Linked DNA regions of Mus musculus: region 1 is linked to region 2. A link is a contact called in ENCODE POLR2A ChIA-PET data. All regions are on one chromosome and are shown on one strand. The core of a region is the stretch at or near the end of the contact, and the rest is flanking DNA. Distances in the headings are between cores, read along the strand shown.

The links. ChIA-PET counts read pairs that join two places held with the same protein, here RNA polymerase II (POLR2A).
Region 1: POLR2A ChIA-PET joins it to region 2 with 10 read pairs in embryonic stem cell. The contact joins the enhancer-like site here to the promoter of Gramd2 in region 2. POLR2A ChIA-PET finds 5 or more read pairs at or near these places in 2 of 5 experiments (Patski and embryonic stem cell).

The regions. Positions count from the first base shown.
Region 1 is chr9:59,720,543-59,726,751 of GRCm38, reverse strand. No RefSeq gene overlaps it. Among named protein-coding and RNA genes, the nearest start is that of Senp8, 27 kb to the left of the region's middle. Within about 2 kb of position 3,416, at least 1 of the 3 ENCODE cell types and tissues checked has a DNase peak (open chromatin) inside an H3K27ac peak, as active enhancers do.
Region 2 is chr9:59,676,104-59,681,842 of GRCm38, reverse strand. It overlaps Gramd2 (GRAM domain containing 2), which reads right to left and starts at 1,689. Exons shown (of 12, transcript NM_001379375.1): 1 at 1,591-1,689. The coding sequence starts at 1,631. It overlaps Pkm (pyruvate kinase, muscle), which reads right to left. Exons shown (of 11, transcript NM_011099.4): 10 at 3,618-3,799; 11 at 2,471-3,115. The coding sequence ends at 3,009.

The DNA.
Region 1 (6,209 bases), core at 2,167-4,666, 43 kb before region 2:
TTCAGAGATCTGCCTACTTCTGCCTCCCAAGTGCAGGGATTAAAGATCACCATCACCATCTAGCCATAAGAACCCATCCAACGACAACAACAAAAGCATTTGTTGAAAGAGAGCAGTAAAATTTGTTTTACTAGATTTGTTAGCATTAGACCTCGTCTCTGTGCCAGTGTTTGGCAATTAGCTGTCAGGACAGCAAGCCCTTCTGGCTCTCCCCTGCCTCCCCAGGTGCTGCCCAGTTTCCTTGGCCACTTCCTCCAGCTCTGTGTGATCTCTCAGTGACTCCTGCATCAGTCCCTGCTCTGTTAACATGTCCATTCCCTTGACATATTCCTATGGCTGGCCAGGGTATGGTGGCTCACAACAGTAATACCAGCACTTGGGAGGCTGAGGCAGAGGGATTGCCATGACTCAAAATAATCTAGGCAACTCAATAGTGAGTTTCAAGATAGCTGGTTACAGAGTGAAACCTTGTCTCAAAAACAAAAACAAAACAAAACAACAAAAACAAAATACTTGAGAGGCAGAAGAAGACAGACCTCTGTGAGTTCCAGGTCAGTCAGTGGTACATAGTGAGACTCTTGTCTCCTAAATAAAAATCCACAAAAGATAGCTCTAGGCTTCTCCCCTACACTCAGGCTTCCTAACCCATCACTCATTTAATATCCCCACTTGGCTAAAAAGTGTCTCGGATTTAGCATGTTCAATATTGTAACGTTTTCTAATACGTATGTATTTATTTAATCAGTAGGGGTGCAGTCAGATGTCAACTCAAGGCGTGGGTGCTCTCCTTCCACGCTTGGGTCCCTGTGGTTTAACTCAGGCTTGGCAATCTTTGCCCACTGAGCCATCTCACCTGCCTCAAACACTACATTTCCAATCTGTCTCTCTATTCTTTCGAGCCAGAGCCATAAATCTTGAAGTCATTAAGTTCTGCTCTGGTTTGACCAGCGCTCTTGCTTTCACATTCAGAACACATGCAAGATCGGCCTATTCTGCCTCTCTCCACTTTTAGTCAGATTGGCCATTCCTCAGTCAAAGTGGCCCTTGCGTAAGACGGCTTGCGGGTAGATCGGCTGGGAAGTGAATCCTGCTTTCAGCTACTCTCTTATCTCCGGGACAGTATCTATCACATCTGTCTGTTCGGAAATGTTCTGATGTTCAGAACAACCTACTTCTGAAACCTCTTAGGCCCGGAAATTCCTTAGCATCCACAGATTTCCTGTGGCAAAGAGATGATGTTGCTTATCAGCTATTCCAAAAGTCAATAGACTTGATCAGAGTGCTGAGAAAATACCTGCTGAGCTGGGTGTTGTAGCTCAGGGGCTGGGTGTATATTCAGCAGTATAGCACAAGACCCTGGGTTCACTCTCCAGCACCACACACACACACACACACACACACACACACACACACACCAGCAGCGGCAACAATAAATTTAAAAGCCTGACAATTTAATTCCCTCGCATCCAGATTAGTGATTTTTAGTTGGAGACAGTTTTGTCCTCTCTACAAGAGACACTTGGAAATGTTAGGGGGGTTTGGATTGTCACAATCAGGGATAAGAGGTACATCAGCATCAAGTGGGCAGAAGCCAGGGATATGTCTAAGCATCTTACCTAGGACAACCCCCATAATGAAGAATTATCCAACCCCAAACACAAGTGCTACTGACACTGGGGAACATGATCTAGACTCTCCACATGGTCATAGATAAAAGGCCAAGAAGCGATTGATCTAGACTATTCTGAGACTTGTAAAACCACCAGCTTATTCATCATTCCGAAACTGCAGTCATTCCCGTAGCTTGGAGAGACTGGAGGAAGTCTCGGTCTTCACTGCAGCATTGGATCCTCGGAGCTTTTGCGGGAGCCCTGCCTTCCTTCTCAACTCCATCCTTTTCTGCCCTTGCCCCACAAGCACATGACTCTCCTCTCATCCAAATCTCACTCAGGCTTTGAAGCCCACACATGCTGCACACTTATCCACTGACTCAGTCTTACCCATAAGCCCCAAAGTTAGCTGATGCCTCTGGCTTGCCCCTCACTAGACTCCCTGAAGGGGACCCATGTCATATCTCAGACTTAATCAGCCTTAGTACTGACAGTCAAGTGTGAAAGCTCTGTGGCTGTCTTAAGAGTCAAATGAGGTGCTGAGCATAAAAGCACATTGTATAGGCCTGCTGTTCAAAACATGATAGTCAGTACCCTAGTATCTATAGAAGCATACACTCAGGAGCTAAATAAACCGCTCACATGTAGTTAACGTGTTGGAGAGAGCAAGGCATTCCGATTAGTCTGCTATTGGAACTAGCAGGAAAGAAAAAGTTCCATCAGAAATCCTACACCAATTAATACGCCTTCACGCTCCACTGAATCCAGGAGCAGTGGGTGTCACATTTTCCCAAAGCGGTGCCCAAGCCAACCTTTCTGCTTTTAGCAAGTTAATGAACAGCTTGTGAGTAACTCTTGGCCCACTCCAGCCCAATTTAGAAGGCTGCCAAGGGGATAAGATATCAATATGACACAGCCTCTGCTCTGCTGGGGACCCAGCTCTGTAGTGTTCCCCTCTTCCCCCACCCAAGTGCTTCTGTGTTCAGTCACAGGAGAGTCTGAGGCCCTTACACCAGTGGGACGAGGCTTCACCCAGGCCTGGCCTTTCCCCCAGGCAGAAGAGAGAGCCTTGTCCGAGATCCTTCGAGAAAAGCAAGTGGGGGCATCACATTCCAAGCAGCTCCAGGTTTGGCTGGGAGCCAGGTGCTGAGAGCCAAACAAGAAGGAACACATTCCAGGGAGTCAGGGAGCCCTGCTCACATGAGGGGCCCAGTAAGCAGGGCCCCCGCTGGGCACCAGGTGCTGCTCATCTGGAGATCAGTCATGCAAGGGGAAGGACTCCAGTTTCTCTGGTTATGGATTCAGAGGCTTAAATGCCTCCCACTCTCACACACCGTTGGTGGACAAAGCATATGTAACAGTCACATGTCAAACCACCCTAAGTAAAGTAGAAGAAGGAGGGTGCTGTTGACATCTTGGTTCACACCCAACTGGAGCCAAATTTCTTTCATTCAGTACCCAAAGAGAGGATGCTATTAACAACAAGAGTGGATGGAAGCAGGGAGCCTGAGTTCTATGTCCTTAGGAACTCAGCTCCCCACCCTTGGAGCTCCACCCATGCTGTTCAGACAACACCTGCTCTTCACATCAACCAGCCAGCCTTCTTGGCAGCCAAACCTTTAGAAGATCTAGAGGACCCGTGGAAGTGCTTGCCGGCCTTTCTCCATGCCGGGAGCAGGCAGGCAGGAGGCGATGATCGGGCAGAGGGTTGAGCTATTTCTACTGGGGGAAGATGGCCCCATCGCCTGCCTGAAGAGTCTGTTCTTCCATTACAAACCAGAAGCCTGGGCCAGATTTCACCCAGCAAGGAGATAAACTGGGAGGGACTTTCAATGAGAATGACGTCCTCTTGCTGCACTTTGCTGCCACCTAGTGGGATATTAGTGTTCTCTCTCCCTCTTGCCGGAGCATTGAGGTGGTCTTCAGGCAAACGTCCTGGAAGTAATTTCTCTTAATCATATCTTACTTCTGTGGCAGAACAGCTGTGGGGAGCTCATCTACTTGGCCACGTGGCAAGTGTCCTAGAGACACAGACACAGTAATCATTTGCGAGGGTTGTACTGGCTGCGTGGGCACCTGAGGTGAGATTGATTCTATCTATCTATCTATCTATCTATCTATCTATCTATCTATCTATCTATCTATCTATCTATCTATCTAGATATCTATCTAGATATCTATCTAGATATCTATCTAGATATCTATCTAGATATCTATCTATCTAGATATTTATTTATTTTGTTTTTTCCAGACAGGATTTCTGTGTGTAGCCCTGGCTGTCCTGGAACTCATTTTGTAGACCAGCCTGACCTCAAACTCAGAAATCCACCTGCCTCTGCCTCCTAAGTGATGGGATTAAAGGCGAGTGCTACCACTGCTTGGCTGAGAGGTGAGATTCTTAGTCTCATGATATCTTGGCTAGGCTGAGATGCACCCCTCGCTCTTGAGACCTCTTTCCACTAGAGTCCCTCTCCCTCTGGGACCCACGTCCCCTCTACTCAAGCACTGCCACAGATCTTCATCTTGTGATTTGTGCCAGTAAGATTAGTTCACTTGACACAAACTGAGAAAGCTAGGATTGTGTGCCCTGTCTGTGATGCTGCTGTGTCCAGGGATGCGAGGTGGGAGTGTGGTCTGCAGAGGTTTCTTGGACTTTCCCTGGGTTCTTCAGAAGTCTGCAACTGATCAGCCATATTTTCCAGTTATAGCCAAATGTTTATTTCTTCTAGTCCCAGAAAGCGCTTGGCTTCAGCAACTACTGAACAACCTACATTCAACTCTTTTGTGGTGATTTGAGAAGGAATGGCCCCATAGATTCATGTGTTTGAATGCTTGACCATTGGCACTATTAGGGAGCGTGGCCTTACTGGAGGAAGTGTGTCACTATAGGGGGGACAGGCTTGGAGGTCTTAAATGCTCAAACCATGCCCGGTGTGGCACACAGTTCCCTTCTGCTGCCTGAGGATCAAGATGTAGCATGCTCAGCTCTCTAACAACATGTCTGCCTGCATGATTCCTACTGTGATGATAATGGACTACACTTCTGAAACTATAAGTTTTCCTTTATGAGGGTTGAGGTGGTGGTCATGGTGTTGCTTTGTAGCAATAAAACATACTAAGACAGTATCCCAAAATGAAATTACTCTGTTATCTATTTTTAATTTTTCAGTTTAGGTAAAAATCATTCATATTGTCACAGCCTTCCTTCCTTCCTCCCTCCCTCCCTCCTTCCCTCCCTCCCTTCCTTCCTTCCCTTGGTGCTGGGAAGGAGTGCAGGGCCTTGCAAGCCATGCCTGTGTTTTCCTCGCCTCAGCAACACCCATGATCTTCTGTTTGGCAGCACCTCCTAACCATCGTGACAGCCTCTCCATGGGGTTTAACAGGGGTAGAAATGCTGACCACTTTTTATTGGTTATTGACTATTTTCTAAAAATCCTTTGCTTATTTTACCATTGGGTTATCTGTTGTTTGTTTGGTGGTGGTGGTGGTTTTATTGTTGTTTTTGTTGTGATGATGGTGTGAAGTGGAAATTTTTGGTTTCTTTACAGACTCAGTTGTGTTTTGTGATTTTTTTCTGGAAACTGTTGTATGAGAGGATGTTTTGCTGAGGCAGACACATGAGAGGACATGTGATGTTTGGAAGGAGTATAAGTAGAACCCGACAGTGGAGGATGCCTGTTGATTCACCTCGCAACACTTTGCTGGTCTTTGCTGATCGTCACTTGCCATGACTTTGTAGAGAGAAAAGTGCCAAGGAACTTCTTGTGTCATTCCAGCTGCTTCTTGTGGCTTCCACAGATTCTGCCGATTCAGCAGAACCTCCAATTTTTTCTGGATCAAGCCATGGCTATTGATTTGTGTTTGGTGTTTGCCGATAAGACTGGATTGCCACTACTGATTTGTGTTTGGAATCACCCCAAAGAACTGCTTCTAAACAGGTCCACATCCCCTGTTTTCATATTAATCTTTCTTCTCCCCTACTTTTGGTCAGTGGGCTGGAAGGGAGGTTGAAGCATTTAAGAACCCTTATTAAATAGGTTTTGATAAACCTAAGCCTACAGTGAAGGGTTTTTTGGGAGGCGGGGGGTTGGTTTGTTATTGATGTTGTTTGTTTGTCTTAGATAGGGTTTCTCTGTGTAGTCCTGGCTGTCCTAGAACTCACTCTGTACACTAGGCTGTCCTGGAACTTACAGAGATCCCTCTGCCTCTGTCTTCTGAGTAGAGGGATTAAAGGTGTGTGCCACCACTATGGTCATTTGTTTTTTTGCTGTTCACTTCTCTAGCTAGCCTCTTTAGATTTAGTTTTATTTTAAAATAAAAAATTGTATTATTGTTGTTGTATATGGTGTGTGGGGCAGAGCCCCAACAGCCATGATTATTTTTTTCTCTCAGCCTGTTTATATCTTCTTAGACAAAAGTTCTTTATAAAATTACCTCACAGATAAAATATTACACAAAAAGAAGTTACAGAGGATGCTGACACTAAGTTCAGGGCAGTGTTTTATTCCATAAGCTCATTATAAGTTCAAAGCAACAGTTTCCAAATGGCCTGCTTTATCGTGGTGCACACCTGTGGCCAAGTTTACCTTTTTAAAATTA
Region 2 (5,739 bases), core at 440-2,939:
GTCACCAGAACATCCCCAGTAAATGAATTAACATATTCACTTCTAGTCCCAGATAAAGTTTTGAGGACCAACCCGAGTTTTGAAATTTTAAAACAAGCACCAACAGTAAGGCCTGGATGAGGCTCAGTCTGACCTTTCCAGACTATTTAGAAACTTCTTGCCCTCTGGGAAGCTGAGAAAACCTTTTCTACTTGGCCCCAGCAGACACCTCCTGAATTGCTGGGGTGAAACCAGTCAGCTTTGCCCACTGGGTCTGCTCACTTGCCCCAAGGTCCCCACTAAGAACACCCTTAATGACTGCCAAACTCTAACCTTTACTCTAAGAATGCCTTTCTATGCTGCAGTCTAACTGGCCTTATGAGGAGACTGAAGAGCAGTCCACAGGGCGAGCGATACCCTCTACCCATCTCTTCTGGCAAGACTCTTGTCTTCCAGCTTTAGGAGTGGAAGGACACCTTTGCACAACCAGATACGTACGTTGAAGGAGGCAAACCCAGAGACAAAGGCTGATCACAGCTAGCCCACCCCCTCAAGCCCGTAGAGGACTGAGTGCTAACTCATCACCCTATGTACCAAGGTTGATGTGGGAACAAGATCACATTTGCCCCACCTCAATCCATCCTGGCTGGCCAGGGATGTCCAATCCTGCAGGTTTGGGGCTGGGTGGGAGCAAGAATTTACAGTTTCATCAACGGGCCGCATCTTCCCCCTAAATAATCTCATCTGCACCACTTCAAAAGTTAAATTCCCTAACTCCCCAGGGCTGGACCTGAAATCATTATGTAGTCCAAGATGACCCTGAATCTCAGCTCATGTAAGCTTCCCAGGAGCTAGCAAGCATGAACCATCTTGCATACGGTGCTGGAATTGTAGATGTGCATCACCAATGTGTTTTATGCAGTGCTAAGGACCAAATCCAAGGCCTTATATATGCTAGGTAAACACTACCTACCCTCCCAGCTCACAGTTACCATTCTTGATGTCATCTGCCATGCCGCCTCCTGTCTTCTCTCCCCCCACTTATTCTCCACTACCTGCAAGAACTTTCCTTTCCTCCCAAGCCGACTTTGAACCAGCTCTCTGGGCTTGGAGACCAGCCCCAGCCCGCCCGGGCCTGGCGCACGGGGTGCGGCCGAGTCGTGCTGGGACAGCTCCACGTTGCCTCAGAAGCAGCCGAGTGTGCTCCTAAGAGTAGATCCCGCTGGGAGTGGAGAGGAGAGGAGAGGAGCTGATTTTGCAGAGGCCCACAGGGAAGCGCCAGGCTGTGTGTGGAGACAACCGGGACTGGGGGGTCGTTATGGCGAGAAATGAATGAAACACAAATGAATGGACCGCGAGGGTGGCCGACACGAGGTGATTTCCAGAAGGGAGCGTGCCTTCCGCTCGCCTGAAGCCACCAAGACACATCGGATACATCGCACCAGACTCGCACACCTCACAGCCGGGCGGAGGCGCAGGGTCCAAGCCTAAATTTCTGCGGTTGGAAGTGCCCAGCCGGGAGGCAGAAGGCGCCTAGGCGCGGCATTCCCAGAGTCGCCCTGCCCTTCGTCGCAGCCTCCTGGACCTGGAGCCCCGGGACGCCTCCCTTACCTGCCCGCCTCGACAGGCTCGCTACGGCTCAGGGCGGTCATCGCAGCGCCTTCTCCGGGAGCCCGAGGCCGTGCGCCAGACCCAGTGCCCTCCGGGGACCGCCCACCCCGGGAAAGGCCCGCCCCCACACGCCTATTGGCCGCTCGCGCAGAATGAGCCTGGCTCAATTGGTGGAGCCTTCCCCGCTCCCAGACCGCCCTGATGGGTCCCAGCTGCAGGTAGGTCTTCAAAATTGTGAGGTCGAGGAAACCAGGGCCTGGGTCCTCAATTATGGGACTTCATATCAAAATGTTCCCTCAGGGCTCTTCATTCTACTCCGCCTTCCAACCTCCTTACCTAACCTGAGCTCTTGGTGCTGCAACATCTCAATTTCAGAGGCCTTAGCCTCTGACTAGGTGGCTGTTGGGAGTTGCCAGGGACAAGGGTCCCACCTTGTTTCTATGTACCTTATTCCTGAGGGCAACAGGAAAACAAGAGACCCTTTGTGCTTAACTGTTATGGAGGCTGAGGGTTTTGTGAAGTATCCAATCAGGGACTCATCCTACAGCGCCCTCAACAGGCCTCTACCACAGGGATCAGCCCACTATTCGACCATTCTAGGTGCTAGCTGAACCTGTCCCAGACTTTTCTAGTATTTGCCCTGAAATAGAACGGATCAGCTTCCCGATACACAGCCGCACTTTGGTGCAGGAGGCAACTTATATACTCCCAAAGTATTCAGTCTCCGGCGTCTCCAGTGGTCCCGTGCTTGAAGGTTATCTGGTGGATCCATAGCACCCAAGGCCAGGCCTCCTGGCTGTTGTCATTCTCAATTGCTCAAAGGGCAGGGCTCGACCACCACTACCAACCCCCGGAAAAAAACAAAACAAAACACAACACAGGTGCTTCAGCTGCTGTTTATTGACATTCAGGTGGGCACTATAGCAACAGGCCTGGAGACTCTGCAGAATACAAGGTGGAGAGTGGAGTGTCTGCAGTGACAGAAGTGGAGTGCACAAGAAGTGGGGAGGCCAAAGCTGTTGGGAAAGCAGGTCAGGGCCAGGGCCAGAAGTCGTCATCTACACTGGGACCCTGGGCCCCACACCCTCAGCCCCTACTCTTTTGCTGTCTCCTGACTCCAGGCTAGGGCTGGGAATTCTGACAACTTTCTACAGAAGCAAAGCCCAGAGATGCTGCCGCCCTTCTGTGATAAAGTCAGGGTTTCCAGTCCTGCATTCCTCCTCCACCCCTGGCTCAGGTAGGGCCCTGAATAATAGCTGGTCTCTATTGCATGTTTTAGAGGCATTAATTTTCCCTGGTGTCCCAGCCCACCAGCGCCACACTATGGCCCAGAGTGAGCACTACAAGCGTTGCTGGCCTAATGGAAAGGATAGGGGAGGGGAAGGGACAGGGGCTAGAAGAGGGGCTCCAGAGGGCCATCAAGGTACAGGCACTACACGCATGGTGTTGGTGAATCCAGAGCCAGGGCGCCACCCGGTCAGCACAATGACCACATCTCCCTTCTTGAAGAAGCCTCGGGCCTTGCCTGGGGGGAAAAGGAGGTTGGTGAGTAGAGGTATACACTTGAGGAAAACTGCAAAGCCCCACAGTCCTAATTGATCACACAAAGTGGCACTTTTCCCAACCCAGACACAAATCCAACAAGGCAGGTGCAGATAACTGCCCTAATAATCCTCGTCTGGGTAGGGGAGCAGGTTGACAGTTACTTCTTCTCACCACAAGATGGTGCAAGCCTCCTAGCCTAAACAAGGGCTGAGGCTGAACTCAGAATGCAGAGACCTTTGGACACCATTCAGTTTATACTCTAGAGAGTCAGGGTCAGCTGCCTCCTTGTCTCTATATAGGAATAAGGCCACAAAAGCTTGTGTTCCCCACCCTCTAACCCCACCCTGCTCAGGACAGTAGCTCCAGCTAATCTTACAACTGGGTGATAAAACAGATAGGCCCAGCCCATGACTTCAGGAAGTGGTAGTTTTAGGGTCCCCATTTATTAGCACTTCATCATTCCCTTGTTTCCAGCTACATACCAACATCCATGGCCAAGTTTACACGAAGGTCGACATCCTCAGCCCAGGCATTCAGCACGGCATCCTTACACAGCACAGGGAAGATGCCACGGTACAGATGGGCCTGGCGAGCAGTCTGGGGATTTCGAGTCACGGCAATGATAGGAGCCCGAGGGCGGTACCTGGCCACTTGGTGAGCACTCCTGAGATGGAAACAGGTTGGAAAGACTGACCGTTAAACATGTCATAAGACCCTTTCAGTAAGCCTAAGCCAAAAGTAATACCCTCTAATTCAACTCTGGACCACAGGCTTTGCCCACTGACAACTGTTTCAAGGTCTGGCCTGCCCCTCAGACCTGTCCTGTCTTTTCTAAGATGATTATCCTGCTCTCAGTATGGGCAGTCCTATAGGAGCATGGCTGGTAGAATTCTTCCCACAAATGAACCCTTCCATCTGGCAGTGAGGCAGCTTTGGCCCAATCTCAGCAGAACCCACTCCTGTAGCTGCCAGCAACTTTTACAATCCAAGTACCATGTGCCTAGCTCCTGACTTCTTCTGCAAAGAACAGCAGCAGAGTTACCAGGCCCTGGAAGCCAACAATGTTCACCATAACACTATACTGTTCTCCTATGGGAGTCCTAGCAGCTAATGTTAAAAGAAACCTCAGAATTTCTATGGTTTTAGAAATCTGGGTGGTAGGGCTGGAGAGATAGCTCAGTGGTTGGGAGCACTGACTGCTCTTCAGAAGGTCCTGAGTTCAGGTCCCGGCAACCACATGGTGGCTCACAACTATCCATAAAGAAATCTGACACCCTCTTCTGGTGCATCTGCAGACAGCTACAGTGTACTTAGATATAATAATAAATCAATCTTTAAAAAAAAAAAGAAAGAAAAAGAAATCTGGGGGCTGGAGAGATAGCTCAGCAGTTAAGAGCACTGATTGCTCTTCCAGAGGGCCTGAGTTCAATTCCCAGCAACCACATGGGATCCCAGCAACCATCTGTAATGGGATCCGATACCAATGTCCTCTTCTGGTATGTCTGAAGTACGTGTACTCATATAAATAAATAAATTTAAAAAAAAAAGAAAGAAAAAGAAATCTGGGTGGTGATCAGGTGTGGTAAGAGGAATATCTGGCCATTCAAGATCCCCTGGGAATGTAGGGAACCCCTATTCTCAACCTGTAACAAATGATAGTGTCTATCTCTATCAGATTACTCAATTAGCTAGGCACGGGGGACTGAGGAATTCCACAGCAGAGCTTCATGCTAGCCTGCATACATAGGCTTTGAAGGAAGGAGGTAGCTGCTGGAACCAGGAACTCTTCAGAGAAACCCCAGAATTAGCATAGACCTTGTATTTTAGAGCTTTCAAAACTCCAGGACTAAAAATGATAGTTTTAGTGTCCCCATTTCTCAGTACCCCATCATCCCTGGCTTCCAGCTACATACCAACATTCATGGCCAAGCTTACACAGAGGCCACCATCCTCAGCCCAGGCCTAAGTAGCTTTCTGCTACTTAGTTCATGAACACTGCCTTAGGGAGACAGACCAGTGCCTAGTCCTCCACACTGATTTTACATGTGTTTGGCTTTCTGTAGCTAGGCTGTGATACAACTTGCTCTTTCTTCCTCTGCACCATGAGCACTGGGGCTACAGGCACACACCACCACACTTGGGTATTTTTTATCTATCTATTGTGCTATATAGATAGATAGACACTGGGCACCTCACTCTCTCCCTCCACCGTACATTCACTACAGCTGCCTGGGTATTCTGACCACATGCATTAGATTTCCCCAGGACTGGAGTCAGACAGTTGTGAGCTGCCATATATAGGCAGGTGTTGGGCCTCTGAAAGAACTGACAGTGCTCCTAAAGGCCAGACCACCTTTCCTGGTGACCTCTGTGTGCACTTTAAAAAAATAAAAAGTAATAATAAAAAACCTTTAAGGTGCCAGATTCAAATTCAGATAGTCATGATTGTGCAAATCCTTTATCCACCAAGACCCCTCCAAGTGTGTACCCTTGCGCATACCCAGGGCCAGCCTTCTCCGTCCTCCATGGTTTCTGGGGACCAAATATGGGTCAAGCTTGTGTAGCAAGCAACTTTACCAGCTGAGCTATTTTGTGAGTAGGGCT